Linked DNA regions of Homo sapiens: all the other regions are linked to region 1. Evidence: read pairs that join two places in POLR2A ChIA-PET (ENCODE). Cell type or tissue: HepG2. All regions are shown on one strand.

Region 1 (2,500 bases):
AGGCAACCCGCCCGCCTCGGCCTCCCAAAGTGCTGGGATTACAGGTGTGCACCACTGCGCCTGGCCCCATATCTCTTTTCATCCTCTCAACCAATTCAATGAAGGGAGGATATATTATTCCCATTTTACCGTAGAGAAAAGAAGGACGCAAGAAGCTTCAAATCACTTGCCCCAAATCACCTGCCAGCAAGGGGCAGAGCCAGAACTGGGAGCCCAGACTCCTGACCCAGGCCAAAGACTTTCCTTGAGAATCCAGCTGCGTTGGTCCCTACACCCCTTGGCCACCACTGGGTTTGGGGAATGAGCTCTGCCATCATTCTCCTGTCTCTCTACCTCCATGATGCTTTTCTGCAGGGCCTTTCTCTCCACTTGGCAGGGAGAAGGAATTCCAGGGAAAACCCAGCTTAAGTCCTGCATCCTCCCTGAAGGCTTCCCTGCCCATCCCAGGCCTCAGTAACTGCTTCAGTATAATGACAACATTGGACGTTATTTACTGACCACAGGACTATGCTTCAGCACCTACCCTAAGGTATTTTATTCAATCCTCCAGGCTTTTGCCCTGGCTGAGGGTTCTGCCTGAGCTTCTCTCCCCTCAGATACCTGCATCTCCTTGAAGGACCACCTTCTCTGGGAGGTCCAACCTAACCATCCTTTCCCAGGTCTTTGTACCCGCTTTATTTCTTTCTATAGCTCATGTCACCTTCCGAAGAGTATTTAATTTACTGATTATTGTGCTCATTGCCTATCTTCCTCCTCTTTAAGTTCCAAAAGGACAGAGGCTGTATTTTGTTTACTGTTGCATCCCAAGCACCTAGAACAGTGCCTGACATACGGTAGGTGTACAAGCGATATCTGTCAAATGACAGGAGGAAAACTCAAAACCCTTTGAGGCAGGTGTGTTGTTTTCACAGCAGAGAGGAACTAGGGCTCTAGTTCTGGGTTAGGTGGCTTGTCCAAGGTCACAGAGCTGGCCATACCCAGCTGTGTATTGGGCTGCTGAGTATGAGGCTGTTTGGGGTGGGCCTTGAGCCTGAGCCTGTTCTGAGCTTTGTGTGTGTGTGTGTGTGTGTGTGTGTGTGTGTTTGGTGGCTTCCTAGGGGATTTCTGCCTGCATTCCAACCAGCAGGTCCTTCCAGGCACCCCTCCCCTCCTTTACAGGGCTTCTTCCCTTCCTGCAGCTCCTTTCAGCCCCTGCTTTCTTGCCCCAAGCCTGGAGAGGCCTGTGAGTGCAGTCCAGCTAACTTCCCTCCCCTGAGCTCATGGGTCCCTGCCTGGGCTGAAGTCCACACCGGGAGCCCAAGGTGCCCCTGGAAGGCCCCCACCCTGGCCTCCGAGTGGTTCCTCTCCCCAGAGATGTAAATCCGGGCCCCAGAGTGGCCACACAGAACATACATCTTAAACAAACACTTCTCCTTGCTGTTTATCTCCCTGGCCTTTAAACAAACTCTTTCAAAGGTTTCTGCTGATAGGAGAGATTTACTGAAAACCATTCCTTGCTTAAAAGCCCTGGGTTTATGCTGCTGGGGTGGGGGCAGTGGGGCCTTCAGGCCTGGGGTTTCTCTGCCTCCGGACCACATGTTTATCCTCCAGGCCTTGATAGAGGAGCAACACAGACTAATCTTTATGGAAAAGAAAATAATAAAAGCAGGAAAGGGGAGGGGTGGAGGCTGGGGTGCGTTTGGTTCTTGTCACTGACTCCAAGAGGTTGTGGCAGGTCCGGGTGTGGCAGTGCCCACCACACTGTAGCCCTGCCTGTTGGGGGTGGGGTGAGCTGAGCATCTGGGAGGGGTGGGGCTCCCTTGAACTTTGGACAGAAGGCCTTTGGGCAGGTGAGCCTCTTCTCCGGCTTCCAGAGGCCAGAGTGGGCCTCTCCCTGCTGGATGGGGGTTGGAGGGAGGGCAGCAGTCACATGATCATGTCTATTCCTGCATCAACCAACAGTCAGAAGGCACCTAGCCTGTGCCAGGACCTGGGGGTGGAGAGAGGAATAGTTGTTAACAATTACTTTAGCATTTCTGTGGGCCTGGTACTGTTCTAAATCGCTTACATGAATCAACTCATTTAATGGCCCCAGTAGATTCTATAATTATCCCAATTTTGCATATGGGGAAACCAAGTCACAGAAAGATTACTGGCTGTACTCCAGAGGTTTTGGTTTAACTGGGATGCAGGCTGGGCATTGGATTCCAGGATGCATCCCAAGTGGAAAAAGATTGACATTCCCATTTCCCACCCACTCCCCACTTGTCCTTCCAATAATACAGTATCTCTTCCATTTCAAGGCGTCTCACAATTCATTGACAGTGGTATTTTTTTCTTAGTGGATCGTAAAATAATGGTGCATCTTACAGTCTTAGGTTCAACAAAATATAGTAATAGAAAACTAACCTCTACCAACTGTGGGGACTGAGCTGGATGATTTGCATCCATTATCTCATTTAATCCACCTCCCAAAGCTGCAACATAGGTCACAGGAGCACCTCTGATGAGAAAACTGAGG
Region 2 (2,500 bases), 600 kb before region 1:
TGAGATCCTATCTCTAAAAAAAAAAAAAAAAAAAAAAAATTAAAGGGCTGCTTCAACTGAACTGAGTTGCTGGCTTGTACACCTCTGTGAAGTAAGTGAAGTGACCGATGGTCTTAGCTTCTGGGTGTTGTCTGGGTGTGAGGACGAGGAAGTGCTGAGGCCCAGTTTCGTGGAGTTCCCAAGCTGGTAGAGCCAGGGCTGGACTCTGCCCCAGGCAGCCACAGTGCAGGGAGTGGCTGTGGCCGGCTGCCCAGGCTGGCCCAAAGAGGGAGGTGCTGCAGCCAGGCCCACCAGGAGCACGCTCAGATGCTCTTTTGCATGTTCTTTGCTTCACTGTACACAGGTTGGTCTGCCCCTTTCGATGTGGGCTGCCACACTCGGAGGGCCATGCACTCCACTCCCCTGAGAATGTTTGAGGCACATGGCAACCCCTGCTGGCAGCACCCTGGGCTCCTAAGTCTGTCATTTTCCTGATGCCAAGGGTGGAGCAGTGTAAGGTTGGGACACAGCAGGCTCCCCAGCTGACTGCAGCAGTCAGAGCCCTGTGTCTGAGGCCAACAGTGACCTCAAGCCCAGCCCTGCCTGCCTGGTCTGGGGCTCCTGGAAAAGAACTTTGAGAACTCTCCCTCCCACCTACTCCTGCCTCTACCCTGCTGCCCCTTTGGCATCTCTGGAGTCAGAGGACAACCTCGAGGCAATACAGTTGTCTGTCCCAACACCCTGTCATCGAGGGGTGACCCTGAGTGTCCAGGTCACTGCCCACACGACGCAGGTGAGCTGACTCACAGAAGGGACACTTTATGGACTGACAGAACGCTGTAGTCAAAGTGATCCTTGGAGAGTATTTACAGAAGGGGCAGAAAACTGAGACCAGAGTGAGAAGTTACTTTGCTCCAAGTTAATTGGTAGCAGAGCTAGAGCCATAACACAGGTTTTCTGCCTCTTTGTCCCATATTCTTTTTTTTTTTTTTTTTTTTTTTTTTTGTGACAGGGTTTTGCTCTGTCACTCAGGCTGGAGTGCAGTGGCACAATCTTGGCTCACTGCAATCTCCACCTCCTGGGTTCAAGTGATTCTCCTGCCTCAGCCTCCCAAGTAGCTGGGATTACAGGTGCCCACCACTACACCTGGCTAATTTTTTTGTATTGTTAGTAGAGATGGGGTTTCACCATGTTGGTCAGGCTGGTCTCGAACTCTTGACCTCAGATGATCCACCTACCTTGGGCTCCCAAAGTGCTGGGATTACAGGCGTGAGCCACCATGCCCGGCACTTGTCCCATATTCTTTCTGCCACTCTCACTCATCCAGGAACATATTCATTCAACAAACATTTGTTTAACTGCCCGGTCTGTGTCAGGCACATACAAAGAAGCAGCCATCACCGAGCCCTCAAGTAGACTGGGCTGGGCAGCAGGGACTACAGTCATCAACTCTATGTCTATAGACATAGAGTTGTGTTAGAGGGAAAGTATGAGAGCAAACACTGTACTGGCAAAGGAAGCAGGCTGTCAGGTCCCAATATTGGCCCTGGCACTTACTAGCTGTGTGACCTTGGGCAATGTACTTAGCCCTCTGTGCTTCAGTTTTCTCATCTATAAAATAAAAATAATAACTTGTCTCTTAGGGTTACTGTGAAAACTAACAGTAAGACTGGGTTGCTATATGTGAAGTACTCAGAACAGTGCCTTGCACCTAGTAGATGCCTAATAAATGTCAGCTGCAATAATAATGCACACAGAGCCTGAGGATCACACAGGGAGGAGAATTAACTCTGGCTGGGGTTGCCAAGAAGGACTTCACAGAGGAAGGGCATTTAATCTGGGGCTTAAAGGATACCTAGGAGTTTGCCAGGAAAAGAAGAGAATCCTAGGCAGAGTAAGAACAAGAACAAGGCTGCGGAAGCTTGAGGTGTGGAAATGGATCGCAAGTGGGAGCAGTGACTTTCGGGGGTTGGGAGAGGCAGATGTAGCTGGATCATCTAGAGGGCTTTTCAAGCTACCCATCTGCCCCTGGGACCTCTGAAACCTCTGCACAATTCCTCCAACAGGTGGTTTTTGTGCCCCACTGAGGACCCCTGCTGCAGGGAGCACACTTGTTCATGAGTCGGTCAGGTTCCCCCAGCTACAGTGGGATAGGAAAAAGACAAGAACCACCAGTGGGAGCCCAGGGTTTGTGGAGTAGGTGGGGAGAAGATGGTAGGAGCTGCAGAGGTCCAACTTATGAAAGTTCTCACAGGCCATGTGAAGGTGTTTGAATTTCTTCCTCTGGACCAATGGAAGGATTCTGAGCCAGAAAGTAAGCTGCTCTGAGATACTTTTGGGAAAGAATATCCCCGTGGCAGCTTTGGAGAATGGAGTGAGGCGGAGACTGGGAAAGTATCTGGCATCAAAGGGAGTCTGTTCATCTGGGTGAGGGATGGTGAGGACTGAGGAAGGGCTGAGGTGGAGGGGCAGCAGGAAGGAAGGATTCAGGAAGTGATGGGCAGAACTGGATGACCAGCTG
Region 3 (2,500 bases), 250 kb before region 1:
GAGTTACAGGTGCCTGCCACCGTGCCCAGCTAATTTTTGTATTTTTAGTAGAGATGGGGCTTCTCCATGTTGGCCAGCCTGGTCTCAAACTCCTGACCTCAGGTGATCCACCCACCTCAGCCTCCCAAAGTGCTGGGATTACAGGCGTGAGCCACCGCGCCCGGCCAGTCATTTATTTTTCTCCTCCAAGAAGCCCTGGTCATGAACCTACAGTTGCCAGGGATGGATGCTCTGTTGAAGGAAAGGGGTGGGATGGCTGGAGTCCTAGAAGCCAAAAGGGGAGCCTGTGAGGACTGCCCTAATGAGGTAGAGCCCAGCCCTCTGAGGCTGGTAACAGGTGAGGAGTGCAGCGGAGCGGGCACAGCTACAGAAGAGACACCTTCGCCTTCTTGGGGAGCCCTCACTGACGCCCCTGCCAATAGGCAGGCCCCAAAGGGCACTGCTGTCCTTTACCACCTTGGCCCAGAGATGGATCCTGGATCCTCCTTAGCTGCCCCCAGCATGGCTGAGTCAAGACCAAACCTTTAAACAGGACTTTACTAAAATCCTAGGATTATAGCAAAATGAAAAAATACAGTGTAATGTGTAACTAGATAATCTGGCTTGCTAAGTGTCTTTCCTAGAGAACGTCCCTTCAGGAATGGACTGTTAGGATGCCTCTACCCTGCCACAAGGCTGGGCGCTAACAGAGCCGCCACATTGGAGCACCTGCCTGGAAGCACAGGGTCCAGCGGGGCTGTGCTGCACACACAACCTAGTGCTGATCTGTTCCAGGAGCTCCTTTCTCTGTCATGAGGCTGCCTCTCTCCTCCTCCTCCTCCTCTTGCTGGCTTCCTTTCCTCCAAGACTCCATTTCTGTCTGAAACCCCAGTGCGGTTCATCTAAAGGAAATGCTGCTTTTGTGATAAGCCACTCAGGGCCCAGGTGAAGAATGAGAGTTGTGTTTGTCCAACTTGGGGAAAAGCCTTGTCACTGTTTGTGCTCCAGCTCCCTGTCCTGTGGAGCAAGCAGACCTGTCCTCTTCGTCACCAAGGAAACAAGCCCAGGCGAGACACCCCACCCAGTTCCCTCCCCCTCCTACTGTCCAGGACACTGCTGCCTGGGCCTCATTTCCTGGATCCTACCTCCTCTGAGTGGGGGTTGGACTGGAAGCTTTCAGACCCCCCGACCTCAGGTGTCACTTTCTGTCAGTGAAATGGGCAGTGACGACTGGCCACAACAGGATGTGAAAAGGCCCTTCGAGTGGGGCCCAGCAGAGCTCAAGAGGGCAGCTGCCACAACCCCAGAGCTGGCACCAAACCCTTCTCCCCCTTATATCCTTTTGATCTCTGGACCAGAGGGGTCACCTGCTGCAGGCTGGATTCATTGCAGTTTTCCACACTGTAGTAGGGAAATGCTGTCTTCTCTCTGCAGCCTTACCAAGCAGCTCAATTCTGTTTGGATGTCCACATACACTACCCCTGCTACTACTCATGACCTCCACAGTTGGGGTGGTGGGTGTCTCCAAACAGGAGGGTGGATATGTGGGGGCAGGTATGGCTATGCCGGGACCAGGCTTAGGGGTCCTGGCCGTGTTTGTGACTCATGGGTCAGTGCAGGCTCCGCCTTATCGATGGACAGATACTATGATGGGGTAGCCAGAGGCTGGCTTAAGAGACCTGTCCTGACTGGGTCATTATCTCTGCTACCTTAAGCATTTGGTTACCCAATTGGGCTCGGCTTTTGTACCTGGAAGACATGGAGCTGGTATGAGAAGTAGCCAATGAAACGATGAACATGGCCCCACTTTGGAAGTAGACAAGGCTCCTGCAAGCTGTGTTAACAACTCAGCTGTTCCCTTAGAAGTCACAACTCTTAAGTCCCCCTAGGCTGTCGCTTTGCTGAACAAATCAAGAAGGGGCAGTTATTCTCATTCTCTGGGTCGCCAGATCCTGGCCTGACCCCTGGGGTCTCCCTAGAGCAAGTCATAATTGCTTCGATGATCATTTTGTGGGGCTTGGGGGTGTCGAAGGAGTCGACTTCCAGCTCAGTGTGGCCCCCAACCTTTCCTGTCCCCTCCCCTGGTCACTGCCTCTGGCCCATGAGGTCTACTACAGGAATTTTCCTCTCGAGGGAAGGACAGGGTGTGAGTGGACAGCTTTCCTGGCGGGAAGGGGTGGGTGGGAGCGATGCCCAGGAGGGTAACTGCCGCCCCTGTGTTTGAGCCCGCCCTGCCGTCAGGCTGTGGTGCACAGATGGAATCAGTTTCCATCACCATCATCATCCAAAGATCATCACCAGCATCAGTGCATGTTTGCCGAGTGCTGGGTTCTCTTCTTTAGAAACAGGCCCTACCCACCCCTGGGCTGCCCTCAGGAAAGGACAGGATCCAGCATCCTGTCTGGGAGTGACATTTCAGGTCAGACCAGGAGGGGCCCTTCCCAAGGTCCCCCCGGGTAATAATAGCACTTTACAAGGGTATAAACACAGTCAGCTTTCCACAGGGCCTTGTCGAATATTT

What was found. Peaks named below come from ENCODE experiments on the same cell type or tissue, not always from the same donor. Only the 100,000 strongest peaks of a DNase experiment are listed, where the experiment ranks them.
Region 2: POLR2A ChIA-PET joins it to region 1 with 5 read pairs; 1 of 35 experiments calls an interaction of 5 or more read pairs at or near these places.
Region 3: POLR2A ChIA-PET joins it to region 1 with 7 read pairs; 1 of 35 experiments calls an interaction of 5 or more read pairs at or near these places.

What each region holds. Positions count from the first base shown.
Region 1 is chr6:41,518,845-41,521,344 of GRCh38, reverse strand. It overlaps LINC01276 (long intergenic non-protein coding RNA 1276), which reads right to left. Exons shown (of 3, transcript NR_120347.1): 3 at 1,493-1,969. Among named protein-coding and RNA genes, the nearest start is that of LINC01276, 18 kb to the right of the region's middle. In HepG2, no CTCF peak of the experiment used is centred here; DNase peaks (open chromatin) are centred at 1,394 and 1,854.
Region 2 is chr6:42,116,408-42,118,907 of GRCh38, reverse strand. All of the region lies in intron 2 of C6orf132 (chromosome 6 open reading frame 132), which reads left to right. Among named protein-coding and RNA genes, the nearest start is that of C6orf132, 25 kb to the left of the region's middle. In HepG2, no CTCF peak of the experiment used is centred here; DNase peaks (open chromatin) are centred at 97, 713 and 1,417.
Region 3 is chr6:41,767,411-41,769,910 of GRCh38, reverse strand. No RefSeq gene overlaps it. Among named protein-coding and RNA genes, the nearest start is that of FRS3, 11 kb to the left of the region's middle. RefSeq lists an enhancer at 1,636-2,488. In HepG2, no CTCF peak of the experiment used is centred here; a DNase peak (open chromatin) is centred at 1,040.